Regions from separate parts of the Mus musculus genome. Here region 2 is linked to region 1. Evidence: chromatin loops called from intact Hi-C (ENCODE). Cell type or tissue: left cerebral cortex. All regions are shown on one strand. Each heading gives the region's core, and the rest is flanking DNA. Links, peaks and the distances in the headings are about the cores only. Region 1 overlaps Plppr4 (phospholipid phosphatase related 4). Region 2 holds the start of Plppr5 (phospholipid phosphatase related 5).

What was found. A loop is a pair of places that touch in the nucleus more often than their neighbours do. Peaks named below come from ENCODE experiments on the same cell type or tissue, not always from the same donor. Only the 100,000 strongest peaks of a DNase experiment are listed, where the experiment ranks them.
Region 2: a loop joins it to region 1, with 2.5 times the contacts of the local background. A loop is called at or near these places in 2 of 42 quality-filtered maps.

Annotation. Positions count from the first base shown.
Region 1 is chr3:117,349,621-117,357,620 of GRCm38, forward strand. The region is part of intron 1 of Plppr4 (phospholipid phosphatase related 4); the gene reads right to left. Among named protein-coding and RNA genes, the nearest start is that of Plppr4, 7.3 kb to the right of the region's middle. In left cerebral cortex, for the core only: no CTCF peak of the experiment used is centred there; DNase peaks (open chromatin) are centred at 4,511 and 7,948; H3K4me3 peaks cover 467 bases; H3K27ac peaks cover 364 bases.
Region 2 is chr3:117,564,143-117,581,814 of GRCm38, forward strand. Plppr5 (phospholipid phosphatase related 5) reads left to right here and starts at 11,085. Exons shown (of 6, transcript NM_029425.3): 1 at 11,085-11,790. The coding sequence starts at 11,554. In left cerebral cortex, for the core only: no CTCF peak of the experiment used is centred there; DNase peaks (open chromatin) are centred at 9,943, 10,703, 10,988, 11,417 and 4 more places; H3K4me3 peaks cover 2,877 bases; H3K27ac peaks cover 2,836 bases.

The sequences.
Region 1 (8,000 bases), core at 1-8,000:
GCGTGTATGGTGCATGTAAGCATGTGCATGTGTGCATGTGTGTATGGTGCATGTAAGCATGTGCATGTGTGCATGTGTGTATGGTGCATGTAAGCATGTGCATGTGTGCATGTGTGTATGGTGCATGTAAGCATGTGCATGTGTGCATGTGTGTATATGGTGCATGTAAGCATGTGCATGTGTGTATATGGTGCATGTAAGCATGTGCATGTGTGCATGTGTGTATATGGTGCATGTAAGCATGTGCATGTGTGCATGTGTGTATATGGTGCATGTAAGCATGTGCATGTGTGCATGTGTGTATGGTGCATGTAAGCATGTGCATGTGTGCATGTGTGTATATGGTGCATGTAAGCATGTGCATGTGTGTATATGGTGCATGTAAGCATGTGCATGTGTGCATGTGTGTATATGGTGCATGTAAGCATGTGCATGTGTGTATGGTACATGTAAGCATGTGCATGTGTGTATGGTGCATGTGAGCATGTGCATGTGTGTATGTGTGTATGTGGTGCATGTAAGCATGTGCATGTGTGTATGTGTGTATGTGGTGCATGTACACATGCACATGTGTGTGGATGAACAGAGATATCGGTTGTCATATACAAGCCAGAGATGGATGCTGAGAACCATCTTCTATTGTTCTTGCACCTTGTTCATTGAGACAGGATCTCTCAATCGAACCTAGAACTCACTGGTATGGCAAGTCTTGCTAACCAGCTTTCTCTGGGGGCGGGGAGGGGGGAGTATCCTGAAGGTTGTCCACCATTCCCACCTGATACTTACTTGGGTATTTGAGGGTTCAGTTCTGGTCTTCACACTTGCTGTGACTATGTTTAAACTTCTGGGACATCTCTCTATCCCTTAATAGTTGGGTTTTAATAAAGTCTCTAGACACACCTGTGTCAGTCTATTTAAATTAGAGTTTACTAGTAAATAAGAGTTAATATCTGCTTCTAACCTGTGTTAGAGAATTAGGTGAGTTGACATTATATGAATTAAAAATTATATTAAAGAATGGAAAATTCAGTTATTTTATAAATATTGTTTTATATCACATTATTTTCCTCAGTTTTTTCTTTCCTTTCTGTAAAGATAGTCTATTAATATCAAGTGAAGAAATTGTGAAATTATATGTGAACAGTTTGGCAATCTGATGAGGAAATATAACATTTAGTATTTTCTTCTTTGGATGTATCTGTGCTCCATAATAGAAGGGTGTGAGTGTGTGGGATAATAATTCAGAAAAGGAGCAGGTCCAGTCCTGACTGTCATAACACACTGTTTAGTGTGGTGCTGTGGAAGGTGCTGAGAAGCAGGTGCACACAACAAGCACAGTTCATCCACATGCCAAGTTAGAATGACCTGCGAGAGCTTTGACTCAGACCAGAACATGGAAGCATGTGTTTGCTAGGCCCCGGCATAGTCTCACAAGAGACAGCTACATCTGGGTCCTTTCGATAAAATCTTGCTAGTGTATGCAATGGTGTCAGCGTTTGGATGCTGATTATGGGGTGGATCCCTGGATATGGCAGTCTCTACATGGTCCATCCTTTCATCTCAGCTCCAAACTTTGTCTCTGTAACTCCTTCCAAGGGTGTTTTGTTCCCACTTCTAAGGAGGGGCATAGTGTCCACACTTCAGTCTTCATTCTTCTTGAGTTTCATGTGTTTAGCAAATTGTATCTTATATCTTGGGTATCCTAGGTTTTGGGCTAATATCCACTTATCAGTGAGTACATATTGTGTGAGTTCCTTTGTGAATGTGTTACCTCACTCAGGATGATGCCCTCCAGGTCCATCCATTTGGCTAGGAATTTCATAAATTCATTCTTTTTAATAGCTGAGTAGTACTCCATTGTGTAGATGTACCACATTTTCTGTATCCATTCCTCTGTTGAGGGGCATCTGGGTTCTTTCCAGCTTCTGGCTATTATAAATAAGGCTGCTATGAACATAGTGGAGCATGTGTCCTTCTTACCAGTTGGGGCATCTTCTGGATATATGCCCAGGAGAGGTATTGCTGGATCCTCCGGTAGTACTATGGATCACAGGGCTCCCAATGGAAGAGCTAGAGAAAGTACCCAAGGAACTAAAGGGATCTGCAACCCTATAGATGAAACAACATTATGAACTAACCAGTACCCCGGAGCTCTTGACTCTAGCTGCATATGTATCAAAAGATGGCCTAGTCGGCCATCATTGGAAAGAGAGGCCCATTGGACACGCAAACTTTATATGCCCCAGTACAGGGGAACGCCAGAGCCAAAAAGGGGGAGTGGGTGGGTAGGGGAGTGGGGGTGGGTGGGTATGGGGGACTTTTGGTATAGCATTGGAAATGTAAATGAGCTAAATACCTAATAAAAAATGGGAAAAAAATGGAAGCATGGTGGAAGAGAAGGTGGAAAGACTGGGGAGCCACATGTTGAGGACAGAGGGGACTACTGGGAAATAGTGTCTTCTAGACATTACAGGGCCACTCAGTCATGAGCTCCCAGCAGCTGCTGTTCCCTGCTGATTAAGATCAAGCCTATCAACCAACGTCCCAGCATGAATAGAGGAATTCACAAGCTCCTAGCTGAGGAAGTATTGAATGTTGATGGCCACTAATTGAGGGTTAACCTATTTGCTTCAGGGTTGCAGACCCCTACTCCCTGGACTCAGTATGCTACTTTTTAAAAAGGAGAGATGGTACGAAATTGTTAAGGGGATGTGGAAGATGGCTAGAAGGAGCTAGAGTGAGGAGTAGTGGGGTTGGACATTATCAAAGCTCATTATATTCATTTGTCAAATCCTCAAAATAACAAATGTTTAGGATAAGAATTCTAAAAATCATAAAAACCAGAAAAGAAACCTACGACAGAAGTTAGGAGACCTTTCTCTTGTTATGTATTAAATATATATATATGTATATATATATATATATATATATATATATATATATATACATATATATAGTTAACTTTAACTTTTTAAAACAGTTTTTTTACACACGACAGAACTACATCAGATGTTTTTGGGTTATGTAGCCAATTCTGTAATGAGAGTACTTAATTCTGTAATTTGTACAAGACTGTTTGTGAGAGAGCCCAGGCTTTTGTATGTTATAGCATCTACACACTCCAAGGGGACAATTGTTCTGTAAATGACAATTGATAAACATTTCCAGCATTAAAAACAATCCTTATTTCTCAAATGCAAGTCATCTTAGACAATCTGATGACTAAACAGGCCTCCAAGTCTCGCTCATAGGTTAGATCTCCAGTAAGCTCACATGCACTCACTCCTACCTCCAGTTTTCTTAAGATCTCTCTCCTCTAGCTTCACTGTGTATCGATTTGCTACAAGTCATTTATCCAGCCTTATCTCTTTGTGACCCTGTCCTACCCATGCCACTTCCTTTAAACTCAGCTTGAGGGCTTCCCTTCCATCCTGAGCATAGCTTTTCATGAATTTCCACAGGCACCTGATGAACACCATTTGTTCTGGCTAAAAAAGGACATTTTTGCAAGTGCACAATGACCATGGATTTCAAAATATCCATGCCAGAAGGAAATCACTTACCACCAAACAGGAAATAATAGCAGCAAAATTAAACTCAGTAGTGTAATACACAGAAAAATTTATTCTTCTGCTTTGGCAAACTCTCAACCAGACTTACTTAATCGCATGCCCTCTAGTACCATGAAGCTCGTTGAATCAAAGGCAGGCTCATCTCTTTAATTTACTTCGTCGCTAAATCCAGCATTGTTACTGGAAGTATGCATGGTGTAACATGGTACAGTCATAGCGTGTGAGCAAAACTGGGCCTGATTCAAATCTTGGCTTCATCCTTTTACTCTAATGTCTCTGCAAAGATATTTGTCTCTGAGCTACCATTTTCATATTTAAAATGCAAAGATAATAATGCCTTGTTAGCAGCTAGGCATATTTCTAACACTTGGGAATCCAAGGTCCCAATATGAGGCAAGCTTAGGATAGAAACTGAAATCTGGTTACAAGAAACAAAAACAGAAACAAAAACCACCCAACCAACCAAACAAACAAAAAAACAACAACAACAAAAAAAAACAAAACAAGACAAAACAAAAAACACTCAAGCCAACAAGAACAAACTACCTCCTTTGTGTAATGGTTCTGAGGATGGATGATAATGTAACCAGAGCTTCTGCCACATAAAATACACTTGAAATTTACTAAATTTTATTATTATTATTAAGATCATTGTCACCACCATTATCAACAACACTATCATTATAACTCTCTTTGAAGCCAACAGAAAAGAACTAATACTTTCCTGATATAAAAAATGTAGGACATTTACTCATGGAGAAAAGATAGAGATTGTGCCTTTGAAGAGAGAGAGGAGAAGTCACTAACAGAGAGTTGTGTGCTTGAAACTTGCTGTTGGAGAAGTGTCCTCATTTAACCCTATCTCTAGGACTTGGAAATCTATTCTCTTCTTTCCTACTTTCCTACTTTGCATCAATTTGTGGATTGTAACCAACTGGGGAGGGGTGATTTGCCAGCTCATCGCACTTGGCAGAGTCTAGAAGAGTTTTTTGAGGAGACTATCTCTATCTGGTTTAGAAAAGATGGAAAAAGTCACAGTTACTATTTTGGTACGTGGAAAATCAGTGATGTTGTGATACTATTTTTCTTGCTGATATTAATGTTCATGTAAAATGAAAATAAACTATATTTTACAGAAAGATGAAATAAGCTATGTAAACTTGACAAAACGATGATCTGGAATATGGAAATGTTGTGGATTCATATTAAAGTTAAGATACAAATATCTTGAAAAATTTCTCCAAAGAAATAATTTTATTTACCTTTAGGTTAAAAGGCCTGGGTTATATGTTTCTGACTCTGTTTTATATTTTCTCACACCACCAATGTGTCTGGGTGCAGAGTTTTGAGCGTGTGCATGAATTTACATAAAACAAAAGATTGTGGTCTTATCTTTATATGTATCCCCTTAAAATACATTAAACATTTCTTCCTCTTCTACAGGTAAGCATTATCTCACAGATTGAAAAATATGCTACAAAGCTGAACAATGTTAAAATAAAAAGAAATCTGTTTCTTATTTATTCCCTTATTTCCCTTTCATAATTTCCATTTGGGGACTTTACAAATGGTTTATTATTTACATGACATGTTGAATGACCTTGAAGTACTGTGACTAATGAGAAAAGATTATGTGCCTGAGCATAGGGGGTTGTTATAGGGCTGTGCATAAAGGGGATCCACCCGGACTGCCAGCTTCAGGGGATGTAAGACTCAGTGATTAAGCCTGGACAGCCTTTGGCTGGTGCTAGCTAGCTAGCTATGCTCCCAGCTGCAGTCACCAAAACAGGAGAGACAGGTATCACTTGGAGAAGGCTTTGCAAACTAAAATTCAAGCACATATTAGCCTACTTTTGGTTTAATATAATACTACATTGGATGTCTTCTTGTTTAAGGGTCTGGTCTATCCATAGGCGGTCTTTCTTTTCTCATGTTGAAAAGTGGAAAACTGAATTATCCAATTAATCAATAAAGTAGGGTGCTATTCTAGAAGCCATCTTGCTTTGCAATTTACCACAGGATGTTACTGCCAACCATGAACATTTTTATCAGCAAAACAGAAGACAAAAGAAAACAACAATAACAATGATGACGATGACGATGACGATGACAACAACATCCTTCCCATTAACTTACTGTCAAGCATGATTGTGAACCAGGACAGGTTTGCTTGAACTTAGAAGCTAACCAGTGTGACTTGTGCTCACAGGATTATAGAGGTGCTTTGCCAGAGTAAGTGGGCTGGATCATCTCTGTTCCTTGACTAACCTGGGGACACTAGCTGCTGGCTGGTGAGAGAGTGTGGCGTGTGCACACTGTCTGCTAAGTGTTTGTGCTGAGCGTCTTCCAGCTGAGGACAGCTGAGCTGAGGATGCAGGTCTCTCCCACCTCTGAGAATGTGCTCACACCTTACCGTAGCTTCCTGCTTTGTTGTTGCTGGTTTGTCTGCTTGTTTTCTTTATGAGTCGGGGTCTAAGATATGTTGCTAAGGCTGGCTTCAAACTCCTTGGCCCAAGGGATCACCTCAGCCCATCCTCCGAGGTGCCATCTTCTTGCTCTTAACAGAGAAGAAGCAGAAGGAGTAACTGCCTGTGTGTGTATTCTCTCTGTAAGTGGCATGTACCAGTCTGTGATGCTGAACATGAAGTTTGATTTGGTACCCACTCTGTCTCAAATTTTGCTTTATAAGCTTGGCTATGTTATTTAATTTCTATCTATTTCTTTTTAAAAATCTAGACAACAATGTCCTCTTTTATTGAAAATGACATTTATTTATTTATTCATTGTGTTTGTATGTATGCATGCATGCATGCATGTATGTATATATGTGTGTGCATATGTATGAATGTATGCATTTATGTATATATGCATGTATGTATGTTGTACATTTTGATACAGAGGTAAAAGGGCAACATGTGGGAGTGAGTCTATCCTCTCCTTCTAACCCTCCTACCATGTTGGTGGCAGGTACTGAAGTTAGGTCACTGGGCTTGAGCCACCCCACCGACTCAATGGCTTTTTTTTTTTTTAACTGAAGACTGAGCTAAAAGGTGCATGCTCTTCTAACGGCTTTACAAAGAAAACTCATATTCCCTATACAAAGCCAAGAGCACTCCACTGTCTTTAACCATGACCAATATTACAGACTGTATCCAGGGACCCTGTGAAACTCAAGCATCTTCTAGAAACTTGGGAGGTGACCGCTTCTGGGGAACAGTGTGAGTGAAGAAGTAGAATTTGTTCAACCTGGAAGGGGAAAGAGTCCACCTCAGGTCAAGGGCAATTGTACAAGAGGAAATGAAAGAACACAATGTAGTCATCTTACAGACATGATGCCTGAACCACTGAATGTACTCTGTAGCTAAGCAATAGGCATCTTATTTTCTATCATAGATGAATATATGTATATTCATATTGAGGCTACATGATTTTTATCACATAAAAGGAAATAGACAGCTAGAGAGCTAATGTGGTCAAAATTATGCACAACACGGCACAGGTGATGTTTGAACCAGGTCAATCTATCTTTAAGGTTCATTGTGTTCCCAATCAATCAAATGTTGCTAGACATTGCAGTTGACAGAACTGTATCTAGGTTTATTTTATCCCTCTCTGGTCCATGTGAAATTTTACCAGTTAAGTTCCTTTGTGTAATGGAAAAAAGAAAGCATCTTCAATAAATGATGCCGGTCTAACTGGCAGTCAGTATGTAGAAAAATGAAAAATGACTCATATTTGTCATCTTGCACAAAGTTCAAGTCCATATGGATCAAAGACCTCAACATAAAACCAGGTACACTGAATCTAATAGAAAAGAAAGTGGGAAAGAACCTCAAACTCATGGGCATGGGGGTGGGGTGGGGATTTCCTAAACAGAACTTCAATGGCTCAGGCTCTAAGATCAAGAATTTATAAATGGTACTGAATGAAACTGAAAAGCTTCTGTAAGGCAAAGGACATAGTCAATAGGACAAATCGTCAACCTACAGATTGGGAAACCATATTCTGATAGAGGGCTAATATCCAAAATATATAAAGAACTCAAGAAGCAAAGAACAATCTAAAATGGCCCACACCTTAAAGAAAGACAAGACCTGAAGACTTTTCTCCCCTGAATACTGGCCGTCTCACTGTCTTTATGTTACTTCAGTTATACTCTCTATGCTGATATGTGATGGAAGGAGATTTACTTGAATTTTGTCAATCTATCTTAATCCCCGAGTCATGGGGAACTATGTCCCAAAGTCAAGGGACATTCCTCTAGTGCTTTTAAATTGACATGTTAATTCAAGTTCTGTTTATTCATCTTGCAAAAGAGACTCATCCTGCAGATTCCTCCCACTAGCTTCAAAATGAGTCATTTCTAAGGAGCTGGGTAGTGCTTGCTGCCAACTCCTAAATAGCTGGAAGAATGATGCCTTCTTCCCT
Region 2 (17,672 bases), core at 4,979-12,978, 220 kb after region 1:
ATTTGCATTTTAATAGTCTTCTCCCTGAAAGGATAATCGTCTCATCAAGATGGACTGCTACGGTTTTACCGAGTCATTCATATTCCTTGGCTCATTTATCTGTGTTTATTACTGTTCCATATGACTATACTGAACAATATGCAAGCACATGTGGATGGATCCTATGCACCTGAAATGAATACTTCAGCATTTTAAAAGATGAAGAGTTTGGAATTTTGGTGACCTGAGAGATGTTCATTCTGTAGTTTTGACAGTCTGCTGTGTCAGGTTCTCAGTTTCAAAGTTAATACCAGCAAACATTTCTGTAGAGTCTTCTCATGACTCTTTTCATGTATATGCACTCATTTCATGACATGCCTGAATTCTTGAAATGGTACAATAACCTTTTAAAAGCTACAAGTAAAACCATGTAAAGAGACAATTCCTCCCCTCCTGGTATCTGCCATCAGGTTACTAAGCTTGCTGTAAATACCAGATTGAGGTTTGGTGAGTGGGTATGGCTGGTATCTATAGTTTGATAGTAAATGACTGTAGACCATTACCAGATTAAACTCCGTCATGTCATTTTTACTATCCTCTACTCCATACCAAACTCCATCTACTCTATTTTATTTATTTTCCTAAGTTGTAACAAATAAGCTTATTCCTTCCATGTCATATCTTCTAGAACACACTATATCTCCACAGGAATTGCTACACTTCCTTTATCACTAAAATAGTGTATGAACCCCTGTTGCCAGTTATCATGAAGAGGGGTAGAGAGAATTATTATTTAGCGCCATCTTCCAAGCATCTATACATCAGAATGTGGATGTACCTGTAGACAAAAAGATACCTGATCTACAGAAGACATTGCCCTCTGTGTAAGATTAAAACCATAAAACATCATAACTCTTATTAGTATGCTGATATAATCTATAATATTTTTATGATGAAAGTTTTCATGGGGTTTCTTTTTGTAACACTTTTACTGTTTTTTTTTTTTTTTTGAGCATTTTTTACAATGTATATTGAATGCATTGACTACCCGGGCCCTCCCCTTACCCACCCTCATACTCCTTCCCATCCATATTTTAGATTGATGCACGTTTTCATCTTCTTTCTGCCCATTGAATCCAGTGTATGCTGACCAACTAGTCTTGGGAGTGTAATTGCCCTGTTATGTGTTCAGCCTATCAGACATCATATTAGTAAGGAAAACTGACTCTCCCTTTCCCAAAAGCTAATAGATGCCAATAATTACTCAGCTAGTAGTGAGATTTCCTGCCTACCTTCATCCTCCTACTCTAGGATTTTGTCTGGTTGTATTTGCAGAGGTTCTGTGTATACTGTTACAATTACTGCAAATTCACATGTGTCTCAGCCATGTTATAGCTGTAAAACCCTATTTTTTTGATGTCATTAACTATTTTAGACTCTTAAATTTTTATGCACCATCTTCTACAAAGATCCCTAAGCTTTGGGGGTGGAGATATCTTCTCTAGTGTTTTCTATGTCTTGCTTCCTCTCGATGTGTATATGTGTGGATGGTAAAACAAGCATGGCTCAGATTATTATTACAATATTCAGGTCACAAATTTCTATCCTCTCAATCAGCATTCCTTGTGATAATTCTTTATATTCATACCACATGCTTATGCAAGCCTTAACAAGTCCTGATCTATTTGCTAATACCATGGCTCAGTCTTTTCAATAATGACACAATTAAGTCCTACTATTAAAATGGGTTTCCTTTACCAAACAAAAATGCCTTTGAATGATGATGTATTGGGTTTACTTGTTTTTAATATTGTATATATGTTTTCTAATATGTCAATGCAACAGTTTGTGTAATCAAAAAATTCACTTAATCCACACAGCATTTGTAGAACTGGTATATTATATCACAATGTGTTGTGACTATATTAGAAATAGCTAGTTCAGGGGTCAAACATCTATTCTGCTTGTCATTAATTGTGGGCAAGTTGGCAAGGTTCTGAAAAAAATGGAAGATGGTGATCTTTATTTCATAGAAATTTATGAAGAATCACATAGCATTAAAACATTAAGTGCCTGAAAATGGAAAATAGTCAAATGTGACTCTTTGACTTTCCTTATGTCAGTAAATAAATAGCATAGTACACAGTTTTAGAAAGAAATTATCCTACTGAATATCCTTCTTTGAGTGTGAAAATGCATAGTACTTATTTTTGTTAGCAGATGGAAGATAATCTGTTGTACTGTACCTGGTAGGGATATTTGCATAATATTTTAAATTCTTAAAGGATATGATTTAAAAAAAATGCAAACCACTAGTTTGTGCATTTCCTAACACAAGATTATGTTAGTCAGTGGGCCAGTAGGGCAAAGAGTGTAATAAGAATTTTAAACACTGTCTGAGCAAAGCTGGGGTCTCCATGCCATATGATGATGGTATGAGGGCTTCATGATTTCTCTGGTGGTCCTCATCATGCAGTCATCTCCAGCTGGAGAGGAGGAGGCATAACTTAAATTCAAAAAAGGCTTTGGCTGGTTCAGACAGCATTAGGGAAGCCCTGAGATACTATCTACTTCTAAGCACCCTTATCGCCTCTCACACTAGACTCCATTACCTGCCAGTAATTGATTTGTTGCAATTTCTGAGTGTAGCCAGTGATTTCCTTATCAGGATTAATAAGAATAGGCAATTACATTTCTGACTCCAAGATAAAAAATACATAGGTTTGCTTATCCCCAATACTCCATATTTTATTCATGTTTTATTCCTAGCTCCATGAGGAGAGAGACTGTACTTCAGATGCCAGTGTTTATGGTATGAACATCTTATTGAGGTGGCTGTAGTGAGGTGGTGCTGTCGAGGAGATGAGAAAATAGGCATCATTGATTCAGCTTTAACTTAGGCTTTCTGACATTTACAATGAGGTCATAAAAATTAACTTGTGCCCTAACTTAACTTTAAAGAGCTCAGCCATATATTCATTGGATTGGGATGCTTAGACATCATTTAAAATGAGTATTTGTAATTTATCATTCCCAAGAGTTATAACTGATGCGATCATCATGTAGATCTCTCAGCAAAAAAGGAAACTCAGTGGTGACCTTGAAGAGGTTGAGCCATTTTTAAGTTTCCAGCAAGCAGTTGCTTTTACCACTAAACATGGAGCTTCTCTATGGCTCACATTGATAATTTCTAGCTATGTCATCTATAAATATCTATATATATTTACATATATAAATATATATATAAATATATATCTCTATAGAGATAGATAGATAGGTAGGTAGGTAGATAGATAGATAGATAGATAGATAGATAGATAGATAGATAGATAGATAGATAGATAGATTTGGAAGGTCAATAGGAGCTGTGATGGACTGAACTGTATCCCCTTGCCCCTCAAATCCATGTCAAAATACTGACCCTACACTGTTATATTTAGAGACTGGACCGTTGATGGGAACCACTGAGCATGAGTGAAGAAGTATATGTGAGGCTGTAATCAGATAAAGATAGTGTTCAGTAAGAAACAGGAGTTTCTTTATGTATATAGGCTCAGAAGAAAGGTCATCTGAGGACACACAGAGATGTGTACATGTCCTGTCATATATGTACATATATTTACAGGCCACTGTGAGGGGCTTTCACTGACGCCACTTCCTATGACACCTTGGTCTTGAACGTCCCGTGTTCTTTACTGTGAGGAAAGAGATTTCAGTCCTTAAGCTACATAGTCTGTGGTTTTTGTTTTGTTTTGTGTTTGGAAGACTGAACAAAGTGTCTTAGGCTCTCTTTGCTTTATACCTATGGTCTTATCCCCAGGCCCACCAAACACCAAGTAAAATTTCAGTGTCATTCAGAGAGCCTGGCCTTGTTACTTTTACTGCATCAGGCTGCAGGTAGATAGCGTTTAAAAGTCTGAAGATTCAAGCTATAAAATAAGGCCTTGGCGAGTGACAGCCTCATGGGTGCTGCTCATCCTGTCCCAAATGTACTGCAGCACTGTTCAAAATCGGGTATTTGTTTCTTTGAGGTTAACAAGCCAAAGGTGAATCTCCTACCACACTTCTGAGGAAGGTTTGACCAGGCTACTCACCTGTCTCTTTGGACCCAAACCATATGATCAACAGGATCATTCTGCAAACAAAACCTTGCCACAACTGTCATTGTCCTTAACAGTTATATTGACATGAATCTGATGAACATCAGAGCACTGCAGAACAACATATGGTCCGAGAGACACATAGCCTAGATTTGCAACCTGCCTGGAATCTGGTTTCATCCAGTCATTTAGAGAGATTTCAGGATAAGAAATATACACACTCTGCTAAAATAAGAATTACGCACATGCTGTTAAAATAATTAAGCTGATCGATTGTGACAAACCATAATGTCTCAGTAGGAAAAAAAAGTAACTGAAGTAAAATGGATTGGGGGACCAGGAAGAGTGAGTTTCTCTTCTTTGCCTCATAGACAGGTGACCTCAACAAGTAAACACTTGGGACTGGGCTTCTTTGTGTAAGTTTAATTGGATTCAAATAGAAGATCAGTCTCAAGTAGATGGAATCAATTAGGAGATCTCTGTTGTTTACTGTCTTTGAGCATGATTCTGGACTTAGGGAAAATAGGGTTCCTTCATGACCTCTCTACTTTGCTCAGCATCAACATTACGTGAGGAATGCAAAGATAAGAAAGTTATCATTAGTTTTGAAGAGCCTTTCCATGGAATTTAAGCAATTTTCTAGAGTTCCATTTCAGTGAGTTTATCTCTCTGCTTGTTTGAGATACCCACTAAACTTGAACGGGTTATTAAATTACTCAGAAAACTGAGGAATGGTTCAGGGGTGGGGTGGGGGCGCAGAGGAGATTGCCTAGTGAGTAAGAATGCTTGGTACACAAGCCTGAGGACTTGAGTTCAAATCCCCAGATTCAAAATTATAAAAAGTCAGTCTTGGCTACACATGCCTATAAGTCCGGCATTAGGAGACAGGGACCAGTAGATTCCAAATCTGCAGGCTCAGTGAGAGACTCTACCTCAAGGGAATAAAGTGGAGGCACATAGAACAAAGTACTTAACCTCTTCCCTCACATGCATACATATGCATACCACACACACACACACACACACACACACACACACACACACACACACAGGAAAATAATGAAGTATTTCATCTTCCTCCTACTTCCTCCAAGAATTTGCAATGATGCACAAAATAAATTTTAGTTAAGGAAATCAAATATAAATATAAATCAAATATAAATCAGAAGATATAAAATAGTTGAAAAGTTTATCCGTGAGGATACATGTATTTATATACTGCATCACTGTAAACAAAGTAGTTTTAAGAGAAAGTTGGACTAAGAACGTGTGAGAGAAATATACCGCTGCAAATTCTTCTGTTTACTTTTCTGGTTTCCATTTTATGATTAAATCAGTGGTGCCAATTATATTTCACTGTCCTGCCCCACCAGTACTCCAGTCAGTGTTTTAGCATGTAATGGCATCTTCAGTATATTGCAGTGGATGAGAATAAAATATTTTAGTTGGTTTTTTCTCATTGGTAATTTCTTTACTGGTATCCAATAAAAATAGAACACTGAATCATAAAACCTTAATTAACTTCATAAACTAAGATATCCTGAGGGAACTCTGGCTTTGATTGGTAGAAAACTTGCACATATTTTGTTAGAACTCTAAATACTCACCAAACCTTGTGTTTTTTGCTTTGATGATACGGCAAAGCAAGACAGGTTTGAACCTTAGGTCTTACTGTTTGCTACTATAGTAGTTTGAGGAATAACAGTTTTTTTTAATGTGTGTGCATGTATGGTATGTGGGTTGTGTATGTGCAAGAGAGTGTGCATGGTATGTGTGTATGAGTGGTATGTGGTATGTATGTGTGTTGTGTCTGTATGCATGTATGTGTGTGGAGTGTGTGTATTGTGTGTTTTTGGGAGAGTGGGAGACTGTATGCGTGTGACAGTAAGCATATTTCAAGCTTAGTTTTCTCTTTTCATTGCATTTGTGTGTGTGTGTGTGTGTGTGTGTGTGGCAGGGTCTCTTGTTTCCGCCATACTGCATTCCAGGCTGGCTGACTAGGCTGGCTTCCTGGGGATTCTCCAGACTGCCTCATGCCTATATGCAGAATTTCTGGACTTACAGAGGTGTGGCACTGAAGTTAGCACTTTTTTAAAGATAGGTTCCAGGAATTGAACTCATATTGCCAGATTTGTGAGCAAGTAATTTAACCACTGAGCCATCATGCCAACTCAGGACACAGATTTTGTTAGAGATTATACTAAAAAATAAAAATCAATCAATCAATCAATGACTAAATGAATTTTTAAAAATGCTGGATAATTTGTTTAAAAACTAACAAACAAAACCCAACAACGACTGGAGGGGGGGTTTCTTCAAATACCTTGGGTCTTCTTTTTCTTTTTCTCTTTCTCTTTCTCTTTCTCTTCCTCTTCTTCTTCATCTTCCTCTTCCTTTTCCTTTTCCTTTTCCCTTTTCACTGTGATAATATCTACTGATGACTACTTCCTAGAGAGCCCAAAAATGGTTCTCCTCAAGGACCATTAATTCTGCCAACTCCCTCCACTTTCCTGAAGTGATAGGATAGAGCCACTCTTAGTTTGCCTGTCTTCTGAAATATGATGAGCAAAATATTAGCATTCAAACTACTCTCTTTATGTGAGGCTCCAGAGAGTGCAGAGTCTAGTTATAAACAAGTCAGACCTTTAACTTGTCAGGATTATAAACCTTGATAATTCCAAATTTAAAAACTGCTAGTAGTTGCTATGGTCCAGATATGGAAGAAGGAATCATTCTGAATGTCTACCATCTGCTATGTTCCCTTGTCAATCATTTTCCCAGCACATACAATGACAAGCAGAGGAGCTCCAATTAGCATTCACATCTTTATTTTTGAACATAGACATGCAAATATCACCAGCTCAATTTGACCCACATCCCTGGCTTCACTGCTAAAGAAGCCTCTGTTTCTCCAAGTATTTGAAGGATTTGTGATTTAGCTTGGGATGGTCCTCATTAATCACAGCACACATAATGACTTTCAGGTATTCTCTAGGAGCATGAAGCAAAGACAGCTCAGCAGGGCTTTAGGCTGGAATTTACCCAAACGGATCAATGAAGATTTTGCTGGTGTTACCACGGCTGGATCATATTGGTGTGGTAAAGAATAAAAGTTGTAGCGCTAGCCTTTCATTGTCATGAGTGGCCTTGGCTCTGTATTATATTTAGGTGAAGAATGCAAGGTTATCAACAATTTTGGAAGCTGTAGAAACTGTGACACTGAAATGACATGGCCAGGACCCTGTTCTCATGGCTTCACAGAGAAAAGATACTAACGCAGAATGGCAGCATCCCTGATCCTCGGGCTAAAGTGTTGATACTTCAAGTTGTCACATCCTTATGTCCATTTTCTTTAAGCTGTTTTAAGCTATTCTCAGGGAATCTGAATACCTTGACATGCCCCCTGGGATCTTAGATCTATGGATTTATACCTAACAATGTGTATCTTAATGCTTAAAACATACAGCAAATAATCTCACACTTAAAGCCTGGGAAATGGAGCACCCAGAATTAATCTGAGTAATTGTGAGTTGAAATCAGAGATGGAAAAACATGTAGAACTGACTTAGATGAGGCCGTCTGTACAACTGATTGTGTGTATTTTCTAATTCAGACTTTCCCAAGGAATTAATATTTATGAAGCATTTTGTAAATATAAGCCTTTCAACATCTGTGCAGTTATGATTTGTAAGCTGAATTTTACAGAAGAGCAAATGGACCCAGAGAAGCTCAGTCATTTTCAGGGATACACAGTGAATATGACCAGCATGTCTCAGTTAACGCTTGCCAACTTAATAGTTTGAGTTTCCGTAACACAGAAGGATTCAGTTTAGGGCATATTAACTATTTCTACTCTTTCCCAGCAGTCACATTTTCTAAACTATTTTGCCTCTTTTGGACAAGTCTATTAATTTCATACATGCACTATCAGGGGAAAAGGTAGTTTCAGCAAAGAAGTATATAGTTTGTTTATAGTAACCATGTTGAAAGTAAAGATTTGAGATACTGGGAATGCAGAGAACTCGAATAATTAAAATACAGTCACAGTATAAGGCACCTTAAAGACATCTTGGCAGCCTCAGTTGGAAACAACCAACTATTGGTCTAGTCAGAAGCACCTGCCCTTTGAGATAAAGATTGTGTTGCAGTTAGAACATCAAAGAAGACACACACATCACCATTCTAGCATCTTCTCTTGAGAAAGCAGCTATCTCCCTGACAAGTACTGGACCTCCTTCTCTGAGGATGCACTCTTCTGTGATGTTGGTCATGAGAAGTCAAGGATGAAATTGCGAATACTCAAGACTTTTTTGATGTGTCTTTCATGATGTCATGATTTGGGTTTATAGTGCACTTATTTTTAAAATAATATTTATTTATTCATTTGTTCGTTTGTTTGTTTACATCCCAAATGCTGTCCCCTTCCAGTTCCCCTCCACAAGGGACCCCTAGATATTCCCCTACCCTGGTGCATCAAGTGTCTGCAGGATTAGGCACATCTGCTCCCACTGAGGCAGCTCTGTTGGAAAGTGGGTTCCACAGTCAGGCTACAGTTGGAGGGGCAGCTCTTGCTCCCATTGTTGGGGGAGGGGTGCTCGTGGAGCTGCATATCTACATGTGTGCCATGGGTGTTGGTCCAGCCTGTGAATGCTATAGAGCATTTTTAAGGACCAAATTTCATGAACCGTTCCTTATTCCATTCCTCCTTCCCTGGTTCCAAGAGGATGTTGCCACCCCTACCCTCAACACCACCAGGCCTCCCCACTCCCAGGAACCGCAAGTCTCTGGAGAGTTAGGTGCATCTTCTCTCACTGAGGCCAGACCAGGCAGTCCTCTGCTGTGTATGTGTCTGGAGCCTCATATCAGCTTGTGCATGCTGCCTGGTTGGTGGCTCAATGTCTGAGAGATCTCAGCAGTCCAGGTTAGTTGGGACTGCTCATTTTCCTATGGGGTCGCCCTTCTCCTCAGCTTCTTCCAGTCTTTCCCTAATTTAACCACAGGGTTCCCAGTCTTCTGTCCATTGGTTATGTGTAGGTATCTGAGTCTGACTAATCTTTGGTCCGGGCCACTTGGAGAGCAGCCATGCTAGACTCCTTTTCTTATTCTATTTTTGCTCTAGTCTCAGGAGCATTTCCATCAATATATATGCTAATATTTAAGATTCTTCATTAGAGTGAAGTCATCTCACTTTTCAGTCCCGAATCTCCTCAAACATCACTCCCTCAAGTCTGGCAATATAAACCTGGGCTTTGTTGTTTAAAGGAGGAACACTTTATTTTCAAGAGTGGTCCCTACTTAGCCCCACGTGTAACCTCTTGTGTTCTTCACAGTTCACAAATCCTGCTATGTATGGAAGGTAAAGTTCTTTCCTGGGTTTTCTGTTTATTTGTGGTTTTCTTTCTACATACGATTCTAAAATCTCAGGAAAATATCTGGATTTTGTATGTTAGTTGCTGAAAAAAAACATAGAAATAAGGATTTACTATTTTACATGTTCATATCTTCTTTGGAAGACAGGCAATCCTCAATCTCCCCCTCTCCCCCCAACTACACAGGATCCTCAAAATAAAATCTCACGATTACTTCAGCTCTAACCCTTGTCCATTAGAAGGCTGCTTCAGTAACAGAGAAGCTAGTTGCTAACAATCTTAAAGGAGCCAGGATTGGATATTCTGTATCTTTCCAGAAAGTACCTTGGGTTCTCAAAGTTGAACCGGGAGAGTCTATTCACTCACTTTTCATTTGCCACATAACTCACAAATACCCAGTCTTTGCCTGCCCATGGCTATGCTCTTTGTTCCTGTTCTTAGTCTTAGTTCCTGAAGTCTTACATCCTGAATCTTTCGAGTGGCCACATTTTCATACAGTGGTAGCTCACTCACATACATTACTTCTACCGGCCAAAGTTGCCTGCCACACACATCACTAAGAGTGCTCTGAAATAATTAGTTGTTAAATGATATTCTTGATTACATGGTGGCCCATCTCACACCTATTTAATATTCAAGAAATTCAGTGCTGTTACCATCCCATCCTCAAAATCAGTGATTTGCCTAATCAAAACTGTCGTTTTGGGTTTATGTTGTATTTTCTTGTTGATAAAGGCCCACCTCCAAAAGCCACCATGTTACAGCCTATTAGATGTATGAACATCCCAGAAATCCTGGTAAGTAATTCCAGATTCTAAGGAAAAGAGCAGAGCTCTTAAGGTTATTTTTCTCTCCTTATCTTCTGCACATGCTTTTTTCTCTGCCTGGTGTGAGCAGGGTCAGGGTAACTTGAAGATATTGCTTGGGTGCAGAGCTTACGAGTCATTGCAGGATGGGCTCTGCATACATATAGCTCCTAAGCTACTTAAATATCCACGCACACGCGTGGACATCTACGTAAGACTGCATTGTGTGTGCTTGTGCTATGACTCTGTGTGGGTCTTCTGACCTCAGAGGAATCCCTGCAATTCCCTGAACTCTGGAAATAGCAAGATGAGGCACATAGTTCTTTCCCTGTCCTTGGTGACTGGTACCCCTGGGTCCCAAGAATCTGCAATGCCTCATCTCCCAAGCAGCTAATCAGAGGAGACTGTGAAGATGAGAAAGGCTATACGTGGAACCAACCAGGAAAGAGCCGGTTTGCCCAAGATGATGCCTCTAAAGCTAGGAACCTTGAATCTGTTGATTTACTTACAAAGCCTTGGGAAACTGGAAGGGAGGCAAAGCCACCCAGAATCTAAAATCCTCTGAGATAATTTCTGTCATCGCCTTGGAAGCCACACTGCTCTGGCTGCTCTCCAGCGCTGGAGGGGTCACAGAGTCCAGGCAGTGCTGTGAGCAGAGACAGAGACTGCAATTCGGCGGCGCCACCCGGACACTTTGCGTTCCGGTGGGCTTTGCGCTCTGAAGATGTGTCCCCGCACCTTCTTCCCAGGCGCTGTGCGGGAGGTCTGAAACAGCCCAGCTGGTGACTCGAAAGGGAGTTTCTAGAAGCTCCATCTCTGCTGCCTCCCCTCCCCTTCAGATTTGGAATTTTACCCTCTCCAGGCAGCTGCTCCAGCTATACAACATCCGCCCGCCCTCCGAGGGGACGAGGTGCCACCGACGCCGCTTGCCTCGGGCCGGTCCGAGGGCTTGACCACAGTGCCGCGGTGTCGCGGATGCTCCCGAGCTGGGGCTGGGGACTCCCCGCCCTTGCGCGCGACCCCGCGGCCGGGCAGGCGGCGCTTGCAGCGGGCAGGGGGCGGGCAGGGCAGATGGGACTCGTCCGGGGGTAGCCTCCTCCTCTGCATCCTGCCCGCGCATCCCGAAGCCCAGTCGCATCCTCCGCCTCTGCCTCGGCGGCTGCCAGCCTCCGCCTCGCGCCACCTCGGCCTGCCGCCGCCCCCGCCGCCGCGCCCCCGGTGGCTGTGCCTCGGCGGAGCCCGGAGGGGGCCTGTGGCGCGTCGACCGCCCGCTCGGCTCGGCTTGGCCAGGAGGCGTGCATGCCCCTGCTGCCCGTGGCGCTCATCAGCAGCATGCTCTATTTCCAGATGGTGATCATGGCAGGGACGGTGATGCTGGCTTACTACTTCGAATACACAGACACGTTCACTGTGAACGTGCAGGGATTCTTCTGCCACGACAGCGCCTACCGTAAGCCCTACCCGGGCCCAGAGGACAGCAGCGCGGTGCCCCCGGTGCTCCTCTACTCGCTGGCCGCTGGCGTCCCGGTGCTTGTGGTAAGCTCCGGGCTGCTAGCCCTCTCTTGCCTTCAGCAGGTTGAGACTCAGCCGGGAGGACCAGGCAATACCAGCCTTCACCATCTAAGTTCCTCTAACTTGGTGGCAGTCCTCTTCCCCCAGAGGACATTCTTCTGGGGAGCATGGGGGTGGGTGAGAAGAAAGCACCCCTGTCTCTCCAAACCACCCCTGCACCCTCTGCTTGAGCCTGCAGGCTGGGTGGCTCAAAGACGGGGAATAGACCTGCAGAAGGTGTAGGGTGGGTGGCAGAGATAGGAAGGGAGTGAGCCTCTGAAACAAATAGACTTGGTCCCTTCTGTGGTCCTGTCTAACGGGTCTTGGTTCTGAATTTTGGTAGGAAGGGAAGCAGCAGCTTGGGGTGGGGTAAAGGAATCAGATGCTGGGATGGGGAAGTGACCCCAGTCAGCTGAGGCTGGGGTACATGCTCCTGTTTTATCTGCCTCCTTTCCTTCCTGATGAAAAGAGTCTGATGCATTAGGCCGAAGATCGGCTCACAAGTATCTAAAAATGTCTTTGGGCATCTGTAAAAGAAGAAGCCTCAGCAACAGGACTTTGCTGAAAAGCAGGAGCAGAGGAACCTGCAGCACAAGAGCACTTTAGATTTATTTAAAGGCTATCCTCTCCTTGGACTACACTAGCACTAGCACTAGCACGTCCTCTCTTCCTCGCTGGATTTAAAGTTTCTCTCCTCCCTCTTCTCTGCCTGTAGGTCTTTCTGCCTCTCTCTCTCACTCTCTCCTTTCCTAGTGTGTGTGTGTGTGTGTGTGTGTGTGTGTGTGTGTGTGTGTGTGCATGTGTGGTGAGACAGGGAGAAACAGAGAGGCAGAGACAAAGAGAGAGACAGAAAGACAGAGAGAGGGAGAGAGGGAGAGGCAGAGAAAGAGACAGAGACATGACAAGACTATGTAAGACTATATAGAATGGTCTCACACACAGGGGATGTAACTCTTGAGCTAATAATTACATCACAATATACATATATGAACACAATCCAAAGATTTTGTTTTGTTTTGTTTTGTTTTTTGTTTTGTTTTGTTTCTTGGTGGCAGATGAGTGATGTTTCTTTGGAGACCAACCTCACTACGGTTCCTTTACATTGACAAAATATCTGAGGTTCCCTTCCCATGATGCTCCATCTTCTTTCTTTCTTCCCTCTCTCCCACTCACCACAGAAGGAATAGGAAGTGAAGTTAGAGAATGAAAGGGAAGGCAAGGGAACTTGGGCTTTTATTTTCCATAGCTGAACTGGGGAATCCCGATAAGTGTATCGGCTTCATTCATTCTTAAAAGTCTTTTCTCCCCTAGTCAGGGAAGTGATTTAAGAAATTTCAAAATGAAAAGTTCTTACCACAAAACTGGAATAATATAAACAAAGCGAGCAAGTTCTTGCTAGCTTCTAAGTAACTCTGTTTCTCATACACAGAATGATTTCAACCTCAGCTTGAGGGTGATGGTTGGGGGGGGGCGGTGTTAAGACTTCCTTGTCCTCAAAAGCCTTTACTTTGTTATTGTTTTTGACACTGGATTTGCTAAAATGTGTCAGAAATCCTCAATGCAGTTTCAAGCTCCAGTTCTCTCCCTCCCAGTTTGAAAAGTTGCCAGAGCAAAAGCTGGCCTAGTTTCTGGGGACTTTTGCCTCTGCAGCTTCTGTGTTTTCAGGCACATGCTTTCTAGGAGACTAAATAGCTCAGAGATTTTTTTTTTTTGATTTTTTTTTTAAAGGAAAATGCCTACTGCTTTGGGGTCATTGATTTATTTGCAACCACAATCAGTAAATTCTGTGACTTTTATTTCGGTAATGGCCATTCAGTGTCTTCAATGAGATAGTGCTTGTGAGTCTCGAACCAACTATCCTTGGTGGCAGGTGCCAGTTTAGAGTTGAGGGCACATTGGTCCAAGATTTTGGTGATTCCTCGCTTAGAGGAGACCTAGGGAGAACCTAAGAAGGGGAAGGGAGCTAACCACTGAGTGGAACTGAGCTGTTTCAGTCACGTGCATGGAAGGAACAGCCTTTCAGGAGATCTTACCTTGCCTTACGGTAAGAGGAAACATGTCATGACTGGAAACATCATGAAATGACAGCAAAAGGTAGATCTATCTGGTGTTCATATATCCAGAGGACTAGTGCCAAGTGCCAAGTACCAAGCTCCTGCTACACCCAAAGAACATCCCTGAAAGATGGGAGCTGCCTGCTGGGCCTGAAGTGCAGTGACAGAAAACGTAGAAATTGGTGAAAGGGAGGCTCCAACTTGGCTTTCTTCTTTTGACCATTAGTTCTCAGATATGTATGAATAGATTTAAGACTCAATGTGAAGAGAAGGAAGTGTTGAGTTTTGGTTGACTGGACTCTGTTTCATTCTCTGCTCACAGGAACGGTGCATTCTGTTAGGACGTGATAAGCCAAAACAGCAGTGGCAGCTGTTTTTGCTCCATTCTTGTCAAGAACATGGCCTTAAGCATAGCATACCCGTTTCTCTGGAGAATAGCATCAACATCAGCAATACCCAACCAAAGGGGAATTAGTACTTTATTTTTGGATACTTGAGAATATCCTCCACACACCAATGGGGGAACCCAGTAATGTTTGTATCATCTCTGAGATCCGCTCATATTATTTTCATAAAATATTTTGTTTTCATTTTGTTATTTCTTTTCTATGAGTCTTTAGCTTGCATGTATGCCTGTGTGCCACATACATGCCTGGTGTCCAAAGAGGCAAGAAAAAGGTTTCGGACCCCTGGGTCTAGAGTTATAAACAATTATGAGCTGCCACGAGGGTGCTGAGAATTGAATCTAGCTCCTCTTGAAGAGCAGACAGTGCTCTTAACCACAGAGTCATCTCTCCAGCCCTTTCATGAAAACATTTTGGGAAGCAGGTGCTGAGCTCAAGGACCAAAGTTAAAAGGTAACCCTAATGCCCTACTGATTTTAACCCTAGTCTATCAAACTTCAAAGTCTATATTCTTTCTGTTATAATACATTAATTCAATCTGCTCATAATCATTTTAATTAAGTGTTTCAAACCTTTCCCTTTATTTATATATAAATAAATATATTCATATGCATAAATATATATTTAATATATTTTGACTGGTAAGGTTCATCTTTATTTACTTGTTTACTTAATTTTTTATGTATGTTCCTAACCTGAAAAGTAATCTAGAGAAGTTGGTCTCCTCGGTATTTCAACCTGTAGATTACTTTTTCTTTGTCCAAAATGTAAAGGCCTGTGTCTTTTGGATTGCACTGCATTTATTTATTTGCCCATTTATTTACAAGCAGTAAGGTATACTCTTTCTGTATAGAGCAAGTAGCCCGAGACTTGTGAGACTTAATCCTGAGATTCCAGGCACATGACTTTACCTGGATGGACTTTAAGATTGAAAATTCCATTTGCTGTGAAACCGTGAACAATTTGTTTACATTTATTCATCCTCAATTTTTCCAGTCACAGAATTTTGCATATTAAATCATTTATAACATACAAATACCCTTCATGGCTCACGGTCCACACTTTCTCACACCTCAGTGACATGTATGTTGTATTTCTCACACCTCAGTGACATGTATGTTGTATTTCTCACACCTCAGTGACATGTATGTTGTATTTTTGTGGGTACTGGGGATTGAACTCAGGGACTGATGTTCTTATCCCATCATTACTATAGTAAAATACTGATCAGGAAATGTTTCCCAAATTCCCTGTATTCTAAATATTTGTCTCTTAGAGTAGCTGCTGCAAAGGCAGAGTAGCTACTCCAAGGGTAATTTCAGACATAAACTACAGTTGCTCATTTAAGTAGTTTACAGTTTAGTTTGAGAAATTTAAAACAAACTAATAATCACAGTAACTGTGAAAAGGTATATGCTTGACTGGGTGTGGTGGTACATACCTATAGTAGCAGCACTCAGCGACTGAGGCAGGAGGATTATCAATGTCACCTTAATCTGAACAACATAGTGAGTTGAAGATTAGTCCTAGGCACACCGTAAGACCCTGTATCCACAAAACAAACACTAACAAATCACAGTTTAGTTCCTGTCGATGAAAAAAAAAAAAAAGGAAAGGAAATAGATTAATATATAGACAATAAAGAAATGTTCCACCTGACCTCTGGTGACACAGAGAGGGACAGGATCACTTTCTTTTGGAGGTCTGAAGGAAGACTTCATGAAGACTGCCCTTGAGAAATGCCTTATTTATTTAATTAATTGTTGACAGTGTGGACACCAGGAGCTTCGTGTGAATACTAGGAAAGTGCTGTGTTGCTGAGCTACATCCCCAGCCCTTAGGAGGTGTCCTGAAGGAGGGGTTGAAATTAATAGAGGAGTTAAAAATTCTCAGGCGCAGTTGTATGGGCCAACCCATGAACTCAGAGAATGCAAAACATCCTTTTCAAACAACTACTGATCTGCCTGATTTGTGGGAGTGGCGTTTGTTGGGGCAAATGGGGTGCATGGTTGGAGACAAAGACTGAAGTCATATGGGTTTCACCTAATAAATATAACAGTGGTGGATTAGGGACATAGTCGGATGGGTTGTGTTTCAGAACATGTCAGGGCAGGGAGATGGACATCGAGGATTTTTCTATTACCAAAATGGGTACCAAAGATCATTTTAGCCTCCATGGCTGGATCATGTGATATTATTTCAATAGTCCTTCCTTCCTTCCTTCCTTCCTTCCTTCCTTCCTTCCTTCCTTCCTTCCTTCCTTCCTTCCTTTCCTTCTTCTCTCTCTTCTCTCTCTCTCTCTTTCTTTCTTTCTTTCTTTCTCTCTCTCTCTCTTCCTTTCTTTCTCTTCCTTTCTTTCTTCCTTTCTTTCTCTCTCTTTCTTTCTTTCTTTCTTTCTTTCTTTTCTTTTTCTTTTTTTGATAACTTTAAAAAATTAGATATTTTCTTTATATACATTTCAAATGTTATCTCCTTTCCTGGTTTCCCCTTGAAAACCCCTTATCTCATACCCTCTCCCCCTGCTCACCAATCCACCCATTCCAGATTCCCAGTCCTGGCATTCCCATACACTGGGGTATCGAGCCTTCACAAGACCAAGGGCCTCTCCTCCCATTGATATCCAACAAGGCCATCTTCTGCTACATACGTGGCTGGAGCCATGGGTCCCCTCTGTGTGTACTCTTTGGTTGGTGGTTTAGTCCCTGGGAGCTCTGGGGTTACTGGTTCGTTCATATTGTTGTTCCTCCTATGGGACTTCAAACCCCTTCAGCTCCTTGGGTCCTTTCTCTAGCTCCTTCATTGGGGACCCCATGATCAGTACAATGGTTTTCTTCGAGCATCCACCTCTGTATTTGTCAGGCACTGGCAGAGGCTCAATAGTACCTTGAAGAAGAACAACACACAACTTTTTTTTTTCACAAAGATGATATGGCTTATAGATACTTTGAAAATGGTGCTGAATAGATTGACCCATATAGCATTTCTTAAATCAGATTTTCACCTAATATGAATATAAGCTTAATAAGTGACCTTGGTTTTCACTAATTAAAAGAACTAGTGTTTAGAATGACCCTTGCTCCCCAAATTTGGACTTGCTGACTACCAAGATGTATCCTTGTTTAGATTTATGTGAAACATATTTGCCATATCCAGTGTGGCCACAGGAGCAGGGCTGGTTTGAAGGTTGGGATATGCACAGTTAATGTTTCAGAATTCTATTTCTAGGAAGGTACCACTAGCATCTGAGACTTGGATTTGAGGAATGTGCCCACAGCTTCATTCCAAGTGCAGTGGAGGCAGATGATGACAGACAATAATTTTCTACTCAGGGTTCTTTCTTTTAGAAAGCCTTGCTTTGGAAATCCACACCTGTGCTGTGCCACAGAAAGCCGTTAGATGAGTCTGTGCT